2 separate regions of the Homo sapiens genome follow, and region 2 is linked to region 1. A link is an interaction called in ENCODE POLR2A ChIA-PET data of the cell type or tissue named here. Cell type or tissue: PC-9. All regions are shown on one strand.

Region 1 (8,000 bases):
AAGCTCATGGCCTAAGTTATAACCACTAATGCAACCACTACAGCCTTTGTTCTTTCACTAACTCAGATTTTATGGCTGTTACCTCCCAGTATCTCTGTATTTTGAGATCAGTTCTCAGTATTTTGAGCTTGTTCTGAGAAATCTTTAATCTCCCATTCGTACACACCAACGTCAGTGGGAAGCTGGATCAATGATACTTCAGAAACAGAGTCTTATAACTTTGAAGATCACTTCCAATCTACTGGGTAGAAGAGTGTGGTTCAGCAAGATCAAATAAGTAGCCCAAAGTCACACAGCAAGCCGATTGTGAAGTCTGACAAAGACCTCCTGATAAATAAGTTACTGATTTAGCTTACAGCCTTGAACACCTGTCTCTCAGACTACATCATCCAGAATTAGTATTTTCAGCTCATGTAGGTTTCTTCATCAGCAAATCAGTGAAGCCTTTCACTTAACTGTAGAAACTCTGATCATTCTTTCTCATCCTTCCCTTAACAAAGCCTTTCTAATCTCTTTGGCAGAGGCAGGCGGCACTGTTCGTGAGATGCATGAGCTTTGCACTGTGGTCCAGCACATCTCTGTTGTAGGCTTCCTCATGCCTGATCCTGAAAGGGTCACTCCTACCCTTTCCAAAAACCACTACAGGTACAGCGGGACACTAATCCCTTCAGGTTCACCTGATGTTAGGGACCAAATAAAAGCTTGGAAAGGTTTTGTTTGATAAAACATGTTAGCTATGCTGAGGAAAGAGGAGCAGAAGCAAAAGCCAACCTGTGTCCTCTTCATGGTGGACACTGAAAGAGCAAGCAGAGAGAGGCAGTGTAAGCCAGACTACACTCTAGTGACAAACGGCTGTGATTCTACACCCTGACTTCATAGGATTGGAGGTTCACCCTCATTAGAATCACCTAAATTATGGGCTGGGTGCCATAGCTCACACCTGTAATCCCAGCACTTTGGGAGGCCACGGTGGGAGGATCGCTTGAGCTCAGGAGTTCAAGACCAACCTGGCCTACATAGTAAGACGCCACCTCTACAAAATATACAAAGATTAGCTGAGTGTGGTGCCACAATCCTGTAATCCCAGCTACTCGGGAGGCTGAGGTGGGAGGACCACTGAGCCTGGGAGGTCAAGGCTGCAGTGAGCAGTGTTCACGTCACTGCACTCCAGCCTGGGTGACAGAGCAAATCACCTGAAGTGCTTAAAAGTTTCTGAACTCCACTCTACACATACTGAACAATGGGAATCAAGAGGGGTGTATGGGGCTTCAGAATATGCATTTTTAACAGGCTCCTTGGGAGGTTTCTTACGCACATTTAAGGTTAAGATTTACCCTCCTCTGTACACCCATGTTCAGAGCAGCATTATTCACGATAGCCAAAAGGTAGAACTAATCCAAGTGCCTATCAACCTATGAATGGATAAACAAAATGTGTTATACATAAACAATGGAATATTATTCAATTTTAAAAGAAAGGAAATTTTCACACGTTATAACATGAATGAACCTTGAGGACATTATGCTAAGTGTAATAAGCTAGTCACAAAAAGACAAATACTGATTCATGCTACAACATGGATGAACAGTGAAAATAGTATTCCAAGTGAAAAAAGCCTGACATAAAGGACCATATCTCATATGAGACCATTTTATAAAAAATGCCCAGAATAGGTAAATCTATAAGACAGGAAGCAGATTAGTAGCTTCCTAGGCTGGGGTAGAGAGTGAGGGAAAAGGCAGAGTGAATGCTGATGGGCAGGGGGCTTCTTTCTGGGGTTATGAAAATATTCCAAAATTGACTGTGATGAAGGTGGCACAGTCCTGTGAACATACTAAAAACCACTGAATTGTACACTTCAAATGGGTGAATTTTATGGTATATGAATTATACCTCTATAAAACTATATATACACATATATACATATATGTATACCTATATGTATATATATGTATATATACATATACACACACACACACACACATATATATATATATATATAGTAAGAATCACTGTCCTAAATGAATGAGAATGTACGTTGCCCTTAGAGATTTTTCTGAGAAACCCCATGGCCGATTGGGGAAACCATTCTGGTGACTGGCAGAATCCCCTACCACAAAATGGTTCCCATGCTCAACAAGAACCCTTCTTACAGGTGTTTAAATCTAATCCTTTTTGCTCTGGTCTCAATGGAGATGAAAGAGCAGCTGCTTTTCAAGGAGGGCATTCTAATACCTTCCGGTGCACGTGAAGAACATGAACCCACACTTCCTGGCTGTGGCGCAGGCCTGATTTGCCGACACTCTTCTGTCCACTTTGCTCCCAGGAGGTCCTTAGAGCAAAGGAAGCCTCAGAGAAGGCTGAGGCCTTTTCACATTGATACCCACAGGGCAGCAAGCAGGGCCTTAGGCCAGAAGTGTGCTGCTCACTGAGGTGGCAGGCTCCAGGATGTCACTCTGGCGCTTGAAGAGTACTGGAACGTCAGAGCACCCTAGGGGACTCCATTCCACATGTGACTGCATTGTGTTAATGGTAATAATCACAATCACAGTATTGCACACTTAACCACCTCTTCCCCCGCTTTCTCCAGTGCATTACAACAATCTTACAGGAAACACTTGATTCATTTCCACCCATCAATAGCTACACCATATTGTGAAATGCCATTTGTTTTTATGAGATGTTCTGCGGCACTGTTGCTCCTTTTTTAACCCCAGGGAAACATCGCTTGGGGCACTCTGATCTTTTAAACTTTACTTTGAAAGAAAAATCACAAGTGATATTTTTTTTTCTGTAGAGAGGAAATAGCCACTAAAGTCACACTGCAATAAATTATTTTCATCTCCAATTGTTAAAAATCTGTGATTTGTTCTTAAGTTTCTATTCCCAAGCTCCTAAATGAGAAAATCTTCTTTTTCCAGATTCTAGTTACAGTTGCAATGTCTTGTCTCCCCTTTCCTGTGGAACTGGATGGGCCAGAACTGCAAGGAAAGGTCATTCTGCTACCGGGTGGGTGACATTTGAGCCAGAAGTAGGGATTGCTGAGCAGCAGGACAAACTGGCATATTAGCTCGTCCTCTACTGGGCCCCAGCCCAGAGACAGGCTTTAGGAAGAGAAGTGGGAGGTAAGGCTTTTGATCAATTTGCCTGAAGAAGGGCCAAAATTGCAGACCAAAGCTGTAGAAAAGCAAGAATAGGAGCTCAACCAAAGGCTAGTGCTACTAAAAAAATGGTATTTCAGCCCCTGAGTCTGTGTCTTTAGCCAGGCATGACCAGATGGTAGCATTTTCCTACTTCTGTTAGAATTCTGAAACTATGCAATGGTCAGTCTATGGCCTTAACAAATCCTGGTCCATAATATAAGAAGATGGACATTAGGGATGTACAAAGGTTAATCACCATGATCTAATTTCAGAACATTGTCATCACCCCCCAGAAAGAAACTTTGCATCCAAAAGCAAACACCCCTCATTCCTTGACCACCTCCATACTACGTGTGTTTTGCTCCGCAATTAGAATGTACATTCCACTGTGCTTCTCCATATCTCTAGAGATAGTAACATAGTGCCCAGCATGAGCAGGTGTCCAGTAGATGTTGGCTAATTAAAAGGTTTTTTTTAACTTTTGAAATTTTTGTGGGTATATAGTAGGTGTATATATTTATAGGGTTAATTAAAGAATAGATTTCTGTTAATTGGCTGGGAGAAGTAGTGGGGTTAATGGGGAAATGGAGAGAAAGAGAATCACTTTTCCTTTGTTTTTAGTTATGACGTGACTAAACCAGTGAACAATTCTGTCAGCCATATCATTTTTAGATGGAGTTTACCAAGCATGGAATTTCACAAAATATCGTTTTGGTTTTGCCCTGTGGGAAATTTATGATATAAAACAAATTAAACCAGCTCTATTTACTCACAAGGAAAGACATATTTCTGAAAAAATTTGAAGAAATGCAAGATCGTTACACTTCAACACCTGAACTAAGAACTATTAAAGTGCTGAGAAGTCAATGTTCTGTCATATTGGTTTTAATAAAGAGATAAGGATCATTTATGATTGGCAGAGTGGCTGCTTATATGCAAAGAGTGCTAAGTGTTTTAAAAGAGTTTTTTCTCTGAAATGGGTTAAATATAACCTTGTAACTTCTTAACATTTCAATAGGCTTTCAATGATAAAGGAGACAATTTCCAGCTCAGCCTATTTATGAATTGTCAACAAAAACATTGATAACTTCTGTCTGTTTAGGATTTTCAGGTTACAATAACATATGCATTATCAATTAGGAAGTTATTTTTGCTGTGGAGGATACATATGAAATAGAGCAAATAGTGTAATACATTTTTAATTACTAGGGCCCAAATGAATGAAATTTCATTGTGATATCAAAGGATATGGAATCTTAAATGTAACTAACATTTATTAAGTACATACTATATGCACATACTACGCTAGGCCTTTTTGCATTTATTTTCTAATCCTGTAACCAGCCCCATGAAGTAGATGACTTTACAAGGCTCATTTTACAGTTGCGAAAATGGTTGAGTCACACACTTGGTAAACCAGGACAAGATCTAAAATCTGACTCTAAAGTCCACACTCTTAACCTTTGTACATCCCTAATGTCCATCTTCTTATATTTTGGCAGTGTTCCACTAGCTGTTGGCTTCATTTACAAGTTCTTGGGATTTCTTATCCTTTCTAATATGTACTAATATCTGCCAATTCTTAAAATCAAGAAATTCTTCTCGAGGTCTATATCTACCTCCTTTCAATAGTAACACAGCCTAGACACAGAACACTATGTGAAGCTTCATACAAATGATTTTACTTTATATAGTGACAAATTCTGAAAGTCGTAATTAAATCATCCCTTGTCTTGATGAAGTTTGAATATGGAAAAGGAACTCTCTCCAGAAGCAGCTAGCTTTTTCACTGAACTCTCAAGGCAGAGGATGAGATGATGATGAATCTTTCTTAGGATGGCTACTTCCTTGTCAAATAAAGCCAAGCCATGCAAATGCCAGTTAAGTAAAGTTAAGGGTAAAATAGAGACAATAGGGCATAGTACCAAGATTTAGTGGAGAAAACTATTCTAATGGCTTACACGGATGAAATATCATGGGTCAGTCTGTACACAGCTGAAAGCAGGTGCCTACAGGCATCAAAGAGAGTATATCTTTGGGATTTGGGATTGAGACAAGAAAAAGTCATCCACTGAGAATAAAGTTATTAAGTAAGTGCCACAAAGTCCATGAGATTAGCCATCTGCAGAAGGAATTCACTCCAAGATAGGATGAACAAACGATTTTCTGGTGAGAACAGCACACTTCTCAAAATCCATCAAGGGACTAGAGTGTCTTCCAAATTTCTCAGATGGAGGGTAAGACTTCTCTTTTATCAGTAGTCTAATAAATGATAAAAATTTCAAGGTAAAACCATTAAAAGAAAATGGAGTTGATTTGTGTGAAGTCAAGGAAAAAAAGAGTCAAGGATTGAGATTATTTACTGCCCAGTATGGTCAATGGGGAAATGAGAGGATGCCTGCATTGAGTTGGCTGAGTATACAGGTTTACTTGCTCTGTATCCCAATAAAGAGCATTGTACTTACTCAATGGTATCCCTTAACATCACATGCCTGGCACATAGTGAGAGCTCAATAGGATAAGAAATACATGAGTAGAAAAGGACCAAGGCAAGGAACAGACAGCTACGATTTGTCAAAGGGAGAATGCTAAGTGCAGCAAGAGACTGCAGACACACATAGGGTGATTTGAAATCACCATAGGGCTGTGTAGAAGCACCCAATCTCTGCAGACTTGTCTATCCAAACTGGATCAGATCTGCCTGGAGTTAGGAAGGACTTTCCACTGAAGAGAAAATGTAAAATGATCCCCACCAGCCCCCACTGCCACCACAAACACCTACAGTCCTTATAAGAGGAGAATCCCAAAGCTCTTGCAAACCCTAAGCCCATTTTGGAGAGCCGCTAGGAATTCATGCAGCTGTATTGCCCTGTAGCAGGAGCACAAGGTTTGCACTCCCCATACCTCACACCCCTGTGAGCCAAGCTTCTGCAGCATAGCACCATCTTGAGACCAGAGCTACCTCTGGGGTCCACCCTTCTCTGGGGGCCAGTATCTACTGCACCTCTCCAGCACTGGGACTCCATTTTATTTCCAACAAGCTGATACAGGTAGCTGAATGCCACAACCCCAGCTGTGCAGAGCCTGGGCCCAGAATCAGCTATGACTCTGGTCCTGCACAGCAGGGAAAACAACTCCTGTCACTACACTTTCAGCTGGGGGAAGAGTATAGCAATCTTGCCCAGGGCAACTCTACTCTTGAGCCAGCCAAACTGCTACATGCCCTCCCCTAAATGGGAGAGGACCTGAGTCTCTGAGCAGCTGATCTGCCCCTGGCCAGCAAAGTCGCTATGTGACCGTGCTCAGGACCTGAGAAATAGCCCTGCAGTGCCCCTGCCCCCTGCCCCCTGCAGACATGGCTGTGGCCTACCCAATGGTCCTGTACTCTCCATCAGTGCCTAAGAAACAGCCTTGCAGGTTGCCCCTGGTGGGCATACCCCCAGGCCAACTGAAGAGCCTTGCACCTGCATGTAGACCTGAGAAATAGTTCCACGGACCACTCCTGGCAGGCACAATTCTAGGTCAGACAAGCAATTGCATGCTTGTGCCTGTGGCAAGAGTAACAGTACCATAGCTCCAACCCCAGTGACTCCAAGTTAGCTAGCACACTGTGTGCATATATATGCCTCCAACCTGAGAAACAGCCCAGCAACCCCAATCCTACAAAGCCACACCACTGGTGCCACAGACTCTCTCAGCCTAGACCACTGAGAAACTTGCTTATGCTACTAGTATGGATTATAGCTGAAGAAACTACATGGAGAGTACACTGTTGCATCCACCTAGAAGCAAAGCCAATGTACTCTACCAAACCAATACCCTAAAACTCATTCATATGAAACCTACTTCATAAAATTGGAAGAAGTGACTTTACCACGTGCATAGAAATCAGTGTAGGGACACATCAAACATGAGAAAGCAAGGAAACAAGACACTGTCAATGAAAAACAGCAATTCTCAAGTAACAGACCTCAATGATAAGAAAATGTGTGAAATCCCAGAAAAAGAATTCAAAACAATAAACTTAAGAAAACTGAGATACAAGAGAATATAGGCAATTCAATGAATTCAGAAAGACAATTCATGATTTGAATGAGAAATTCGACAAAGAGATGGGTATCATTAAAAAGAACAAGACAGAAACCTTAAAGCTGAAGAATCCAATGACTAAAATAAAAAAATTACCATTGAGAGCTTCAACAACAGACTAGACCAAGAAGAAAAAAGAATTTCTGAAGTTGAAGACAGGGCTTTTGAAATAATATAAGCAGAAAAAAAAAGAAAAAAGATAAATAAATAAAGCCTACAGGACTTATGGGACACTACTAAGTGAACAAATATTTATATTTTCAGTGTTTTGGGAAGCAGAAAAGAAGGGAAAAGATGAGGATAGCATAATTAATAAAATCATAGCAGACAGAGAAAGCATCAAGTCACATATAAAGTAACCCTCATTAGATTAATAGTGAAATTCTCACAGAACCCCTATAGGACAGGAGGGAATGGAATAATATATTTAAAGTACCAAAAGAAAAAAAAAAACCTCCCAACCACAAATATTATACCCAGCAAAGCCATCCTTTAGAAATGATGGAGAAATAAAATCTTTCACATAAAAGCAAAAACCAAGGAAATTCATCATTACCAGACTGGCCTTACAAGAAGTGTTCAAGGAAGTCTTACATTTGGAAGTAAAAAGATGATAAATGACATAATAAAAACTTGTGAAACTATAAAACTCCCTAGTAGAGGCAATATATGAAGGAAAAAAGAGAAAGGAATCAGGCTGGGTGCAGTGGCTCATGTCTGTAATCCCAGCAGTTTGGGAGGCCGAGGCGGGTGGATCACCTGAGGTTG
Region 2 (8,000 bases), 210 kb before region 1:
AGGGATAGCTCAGATGTCTGATGGAAAAAAGTCACATCAGTAACATTTTGAATTCTGCAAATATACACAATATGCCAATGTATGGGAGATAACTAAATACTGGTTTTAGAGAAAATAGATGAGTTAATACAAATAGAGATTCCCCTTAATTAATAGATCTTATATGTTTGGTTATATGTCTTATCCATGCTATTATAGCTAGCTAGCATTCATTAGGACAGCCAGAGAATCTTGTCTTTCTGTATTTTTATACTGTTTTTCTTCTTCTGATCAGCCGATTCCAGGTTTTGAAAGAATGAAGTAGTTCCTACTTAGATAATGCTATTGCCTTGCTCCTTAACAGTAAGCAGTGGAGAAGCAGAGTGGACGCTGGTGATGCTGCCTTTAGTCCTGGAGGGAGTGTCAACCAGTGGGTAATCATTCTGACCCTGCAACACAACCATCCCTTCACTATTTCAGTGAAGGTCTCTACTTCGGTGGTAGGTCTCTACTCAACATGGTACTTATAGCCGTTTTATACTTGCTATCTTAAAAAAATATGCAGGCTTTCACTGCTGTGAACAGATAATTGATATTTATGTTTCATAATCTGTGAAGATAGCTAACACATTTCTGACAGTTGCAATTTTTTTTCCCAAAACGAGTTTGAGCATGCCTATCCCTCTCTACCCAAGTATATTTAACAGCATTTCTATCTATTGGGGAATCTGAGTGAGGATGACAACGTGTCAGGGATTAGAATGGACAGGAAGAGTCTCTGTAAGAGGAGGGTGTGATGCTGGAGCAATTTATGAAAATTGGGTCCCCTGGTAACTGTAGTGGATGTTATACAGACAGTCCTGCAGAGTCATCCACGAGGCTGACTCACTGACAATGTACACATAGAGGTGGGCCTCGAGTGTGTGCAAATAACAAGTTTACTACTGCAGGCAAACTCTTCGTTTATTCATTTGACAGATTTATATTGAGGGGCACTGTTCTAGGAGCTGGGGATTTGGTAATAAATAAGATAGTCATGGTCCGTAACCTCATAGAGCTTACACATAAACTGTTTTGCTTTAAAATATTGTACATTCAGAGGTGTTTGTGCTCCGACCATATGACTGCAATATGTCATTTGATAAACCTTTCAGGCATGACTTGGACCCACCCAGAACTTAGCTTTAAAGCTATCAGATTGACAGGAGGAGAGAACACTGGCTTTAGATGACAAATCATGGAAATAATTATGAAAAGACCATCCAGTTTTTAATGACTTTACAAGAATAGTGTTCTTGTGAGACTATTGAATAAGAAGAAATATATGAACATTTGTATCATTCAACTGTCTAACTGATACCAACACCAATAAATATATGAACATCCTTATTATTCAAGTGTCTAATGAGTGAGGGACAGTGCCTGTAGGAAGGAGAGCCTCCCAACAATGGAAGCAGTGTTATTCTTCATGGTAGGGAGACCATTTTTTGGTTCCTCACAATGACTTCCAGGCTGGAATGATTTCCAAGTAGGGCAGGGAAGACAAATATCTGAAGCCTAAGGGAAGCTCCAGGGTGATTCTTGTAGTTTTGTTTGGCAGACTTTCTAAAAAGCATTGTCAGATAGTTTTGGAGCAAGCAGTTTAGCCATCTACTACCACACAATATATTCAAATCAGAGTAAGCTGGAAGAAAGTCATCCAACATCCAAGTCTCAGCCTGGCCTATGTGAACATACTTCTTCTTAAGACTAAGCTGTAGGGGTACTATGCTTATTACCTCGGTGTGAAATAATCTGTACACCAGCACCCCATGACATGCAATTTACCTATATGACTAACCTGCACATATACCCCTGAACGTAAAATTTAAAAAATTTTTATAGATATGTTAAATTTGAGATGTTTATTGAACATCAAAGCAAAAATGGTGAATGAACAGATATATGACACAAAAAAGACTAAGGTATAATCCTATATCATGAGTGAATAGGAATTTTTTGTTATTGGTGTTTGCGTTAGTTGAGATTTTATTCAGCAGTAAATAGAGAGATTTAAAATAGAAGTGGCTTAAGGAAGACAGATATTTCTCCTTCATGTAAAATCTGAAAGTTGGCAGTCCGAGGTTAATATGGCACCTCTATCCAGTACAGTCTTCAAGGACACGTGCTCTTTCCATCTTATTGCACTGTGAGGTGTAGCCTCTGTTGCTAAATTCAACTCACCATCCAATATGGCTGCTCCGACTCCAGCCATCAACTTCACATTCTAGCCAGTAGGAAAGAGAAAACAATAAATACAGGCAGATAAAAAGATAGATGACAAATTTCTCTTAAGGGAAGTTTCTAGCACATCATATAATATCTACATAACGCTTCTACTACCAACTCATTCACCAAAACTTAGTTATATGGCAACACCTGGCAACCAAGGAGGCTGTGAATTTTCTCTATTTTGGGCAGTCACATGCTTACATGAAAACAGGTATTTGAAAACAAGTGATGAAGAAAAGCATCAATATTAGGGGACATTTAGCAGTCTCTGCCACAATGTTGCCTATTAATAATCCTGCATACATTTTAAATATTTAATATCAGTCTGCAACACTCTATTTGCAAGGTAATGTATAGTATAATCTTTACCATATGAACTTAGTAGCCATGGTGTTCAGGAAAGTTGTGTTATTTTGTGCTAGAATATTTTACCTGCCCTAGGTAAGGGCCTAAAGATAAAATGTGCTAGACTAATTAATTTTAATGGCATATAGCAAGAGATTTCCAGCGTTAAAGATTGCATCTCCACCTGCAATTTGGGAAAGGAAAAACTGATAGCACAAAATAAAAGTAGTGGGTGTCCTGAAAACTGTCTGATGCTCTTCATGTTCTTACCAACTCATATCCTCATCTAAATTTGAATCACAGGTACATTCTGACCTTGTCGTAGAGAGAGTCCTAAAGTCTCACGAGAGAATTACCGTGCTTGTTCTAACAAGACTGTGTTCCAGCAGGCATGCCAAAATTTGATAGCTACAAATAGGGAGATTTGAAAGGAAAGAGGTGGGAGAGGTAATTTCTTTTAACTCAACTGCATCTGGTGGATTAAGGTAGACAATATTACCATTTTGCTGACAGAAGGCAGACATGGCACTAAAGAGGGAGAATGAGCAACCACAGAGCTGATTTAATTTCCAGTGGGGTTTATGGAAGCACCAAAACATGATGTAGCCAAATGTTCCTAAAAGTATGAAGTAATTTAATTTGTTCCATCATTACAAGAAATTAAAGCCAAGCACAATTACATCCCAGTAGTAAAAGGAACCCGCTGAATTGCCATTGTTATTGACTAAATGAAGTGAGATTTCTGATTACCTTGTCCAGCACATTTTAATTTCTGTCTGTCCATTTATTCCAAATCACATTACAGGGCCTTAACTGATCTTGACAAAATAAGCTACATTATTAAGGTGCAGTTTAACCTGAGAAGCTTTAATTACTAGATTAGAGTTTTCAAATGGGCATGTCTTCTAGACTTCAGTACATTTAGGGATGTAATTATTAGAGATTCTTTGTTTCTGATGTGCAAAAGAGACCCAAGTTTAAAAGGAAGACTTAAACTTACGGAAGTGATTTTTTTTTTTCTTCCACCAAGAGTCTCTTTGTAGACAGGTGTCTGTTCTGTTGGGAGTGGACTTACACCTCCTGAATGCTGTGATTGAGAGAGCTGCCTCCATAGTGGAAAGCCCCCGGTAGAGGGTAGTACCCAGATTTCCAAGGGGAGGGGAGTTGGGGGACTAAACGATGTACAGTGAACCCTCTCATAAGTAGGGTGTCTAGATGATTTAGCATTCAAACCAGAACACTTTTTAGAATGAAAGGCAATGCTATTCATAATTACACTGGTATAACAGGCATAGACCTTGGAAGTTCCAGGCCAATTAGGATGTATGGACTCTGTACCTATAAGGAAGACAAGGCAATAGATATGTAAACAAATCAATGTGATAGTCATTATAGGCATCTGGAGAATGAAAGGCTCTATAGGACACTGTGGGTGGGTGGGCATGGAGAACAGTCACTCTCTTAGGGATTTCTCTCCCCTGGAACAAAAGTTACACTAATCATGTGACATCTCAGAGCATGAAGTTTGTAGCTCCCTCAACCATATTCATATTCCTCTAACAGTCCAGTTAATGATTCTCAGATGCATTAGAAACTATGGAAATATTATAGAAAAGAAGCCTTAACAGGGGAAGTGTTTCATGCTTTTTCAGTTCCATTCAACAAACATTTATTGGATACCTAGTATATGACAGCCAGTGTTTAGCACCAGAGATCAAAAAATGAATTCATTATGGTTCCAGCCCCAGAGAAATTCAGTCTAGTAATAAACACATAATTGTGATAGACTGTTTAGTGATTTAATAACTTAAAGAGTTAACTTCTGATTTGGTTCTCATGCATCAAACATAATATTTGCCAGTCTCTATCTCTACAAGGAGCCCTGGATTTTTCCCAGTCCCCTACTAATGCTAGATAATATGGCAAAATACACAGGCTGATCAGGCTGTTTTAGAGACTCTTTTAAGCAGAGATCTTTTGTTTTCCAGACTGCTAATTTATTTTTTTCTACCCAGAAAGCCCTTCCTACCATCTGAGCTATTCTGACCAAATCAGCGAAGACAAGCTACAGAGATTTAGGATGTCTGGGCTAAAAAGGTTTGCTTGTTTAATTAGATAAATAATTTGAGAATGCTTTCCAGGATTACTGTTCCTAACCACATTGATAAATGCTGGGAAGACTATCTCAGTTATCCAGCATTGGATAACAGACTGTTGGAGAAGAGTGAAGCTTCAGTGTGAGCTGGGAAAGATCCCAAAAATCCTAACATGCTCTAGGTGCCTGCATATAAAATTCATCATCATAGTGACTTTAGGACCACTTGCTATTTTTCAGGCACTGCTTTACATACATAGTCCTATTTAAATAATTTTCAGAATCATACTGTGATATAGGTACTGCTTTCTCCATTTTATAAATTAGAAAACAAGCTAGGTTAATTCACTTTTATAAGGTGCCAAGCTAGTCAATCAGTGGCAAAGCTCAGATTTGGAAACAAGGACTGCCTTACTCCAAAAACTGTTCTCTTAAATTTCAGTGTTTGTAAGGTCCCTCACTGCCCCAGCATAACCCAGCATTTGGTCCATTCAAGGATTAAGAGGAACAGGGATCTGCCAGCCTTGTTTCTGCAGAAAAAAATGGGGGAGGCAGAGCTGGATCTAACCAAACAGGTTAAATTTAAGTGCCAGGTTTCCGTGAAGGAGAATTATGCCAGCAATGGTTTCTCACCTTAATGAATTCATTTCTAACCATTCTTTGCCCTGCAAAGACAGCAGGATCCTGGGTCCACAGGGCCCAGTTCATGGAGAGGAGAAAGAGGCACATAATGGGAGCAAAAAGTGAAGAATTCAAGCTGCAAAATGTAACGGAATTCTCAAAGTGCTGGGTTCTCTTCACTCCCTTATCTGGCAGCTCCTGTTTTTTCTCCTTTGCCTCCCACAGTTGCCACTTTAAAAAGTCATTTTTAATGTGGCACATATACACCATGGAGTACTATGCAGCCATAAAAAAGAATGAGTTTATGTCCTTTGCAGGGACGTGAATGAAGCTGGAAGCCATCATTCTCAGCAAACTAACACAGGAACAGAAAACGAAACACTGCATGTTCTCACTCATAAGTGGGAGTTGAACAATGAGAACACATGGACACAGGGAGGGGAACATCACACACTGGGGCCTGGTGGGGGTTGGGGGAGCAAGGGGAGGAAGAACATTAGTACAAATACCGAATGCATGCGGGTCTTAAAACCTAGTTTGGGCTGATGGGTGCAGTAAACCACCATAGCACATGTATACCTATGTAATAAACCTGCACGTTCTGCACATGTATCCCAGAACTTAAAGTAAAAAAAAACACAAGAAAACAAACAAACAAAAAAACTCCTTTTTAAACATTGTCTCAGCGTCCAGTCGGTTGAGTTTCTGCACTTTTAGACACTCAAGCCCCTTCTTTCGTCCTTTGCTCCAGTGGTTGTAGCTTCCTACCTCCTTCTTACCCTCACCCCTAGGCTTCCACTTTAGAGAATTTGGAGAACTGGGGAAAGAAAAGACTGTTTTGTGCATGGTGTGCCTGCAGCCTAGTGCCATGAGCTGGTTCTTGCCGTGTCTGAGCCACCAGATCCACTCCTTCTGTGGTTCACACGCTATTCCCTCTATCCCAGCCAAGCTTGCAAACTCTGATCATGAACTACCAGGTGGAGGCGGGGCATGGATATCCTCCCCAGGAAGCCTGTCTGGAACCTCTGAACTTTTCTGACCTGTGCATGCCTCTACCACAGCACACCTTAATTTCTTTTGAAATCACTGCATTTGTTCATTTGTTAGTTGTTTGCTTCTAGATGGTAGACGCCTTGAGGCCAGAATTCTTCTGAACTAAGCTTTGGAAGTTGAGCACCTCATAGAATACCAAGCTTCTCGTATTACTGGTGGGGTTCAACAAGTATTTGTTGAGAAGTGATGAATCAAGCTAAAGTTTAAGTAGGCAAAGATGAATCACGTCATAACCTCTGGTTTCCCAACTTTGTCTATAGAAAAGGCTCCTTGCTAGGTAAAACAAAAACAGAAGAAGTATGTGGATTCTCTTCAACTTTGGGACTCATCACCCTGAATCTCTCAGTTATCTCAAGACTGATTCCCTCCACCCTGGAGGGCCTCCCTGCCCCTCCTTTGTACAGCAGTGAAAGGCAGAAATTGAATAGAAGGAGGGAAAGAGGGAAAAAGGTCTAGATGATCAAGTGGCAAAAACAAATAACCCAGCATGAACAAGTATGCAGAGAGGGAACTCTGAGGAAACTTGCTGACAAAAGATAGAGATGGAGGTGAGGTCAACCACAGGGGAATAATGGGGGCAGACAAGTCTAAGGAGGTAGATTTTATAGGGACTTCGAATAGATGAACTGAAGTTTGGGGAAGACCTAAAGGCATTAAAAATCCAGTATAAGTTCTTGATTAAGGACAGATATCATAATAATTATTATTATAATACAAGGGGTGCTTTGGGAACATAGGCTATGTAGGAGGGATTGACAGAGGAAGGGAGGAAAGATCTAGGAAAATGAGGGCCAAACGGAAAGGTGTCCTTCTCCTGTTCATTTGCCAATGAAATGCCTAGGATATATGGTGGTCTGCTCCTACCCTCCACAGTTCTAGCCACTGCAACCAGGATGCCCAGCAACCATGTCATTCATTCATTCATATGGTCTATCTGTCTCCTATAGGCATTTCAGTGAGTGGCCGCTGCTTTATGTGTTCTGTTGGTAAACTTGTAGTACCCTGAGAAAACTCACACATTATGGAGAAATTACTTCAAAAAATATGCACAGTAGTTAACTGAAATCTTTTTATGTGTTCTACTCTCACGTGAAGTAGAGAAGTAGAGGGAGAGTTTTTTAATTATAAAAAGGGAGGAAGAGGGAAGAGGGAAACAAAACTAACATTTATTAAGCAAGGTAATTTCTTACCTCAGTGTTTTCAAACCAATTGGTAGATTTCAAAATCAATTTAAGGGGTCACAATTAATACTTTAAAATTAAATAAAATAGAAAACATCAGAGTGAATCATACATAGTAAGGATAAATGTTATTTCATGTTAAATTATGTTTCAATTCTCTGTATTGGCTCGAATATATATTTACTCTTATGTGTATGGTATATACTGTTCCTATATATACATTTCCTTTTTATTTTATATATATAATTCTTTTTATTGGTTTAATTTATACTGAAATGCATGGTTTGTTAAAGACTGTAAACAAATTTTGCCATGACTATTATTTATAAAACACAAGAGTTTCTTTAAATAGGAGTCCACTGCTCTCCTCTACCTTTTAAAAATAAATATAGGTATAAAACCTTTTTGTACATTTTTTTTATATTACTGAAAGCCAGCATCCACATGCCTTCAAA

What was found. ChIA-PET counts read pairs that join two places held together with the same protein. Peaks named below come from ENCODE experiments on the same cell type or tissue, not always from the same donor. Only the 100,000 strongest peaks of a DNase experiment are listed, where the experiment ranks them.
Region 2: POLR2A ChIA-PET joins it to region 1 with 6 read pairs; 2 of 35 experiments call an interaction of 5 or more read pairs at or near these places.

Annotation. Positions count from the first base shown.
Region 1 is chr5:58,839,597-58,847,596 of GRCh38, reverse strand. The region is part of intron 4 of RAB3C (RAB3C, member RAS oncogene family); the gene reads right to left. Among named protein-coding and RNA genes, the nearest start is that of PDE4D-AS1, 200 kb to the left of the region's middle. In PC-9, no CTCF peak of the experiment used is centred here; a DNase peak (open chromatin) is centred at 3,006.
Region 2 is chr5:59,054,390-59,062,389 of GRCh38, reverse strand. All of the region lies in intron 5 of PDE4D (phosphodiesterase 4D), which reads left to right. The region is part of intron 1 of PDE4D-AS1 (PDE4D antisense RNA 1); the gene reads right to left. Among named protein-coding and RNA genes, the nearest start is that of PDE4D-AS1, 19 kb to the right of the region's middle. RefSeq lists a silencer at 761-961. In PC-9, no CTCF peak of the experiment used is centred here; a DNase peak (open chromatin) is centred at 6,469; H3K27ac peaks cover 1,695 bases.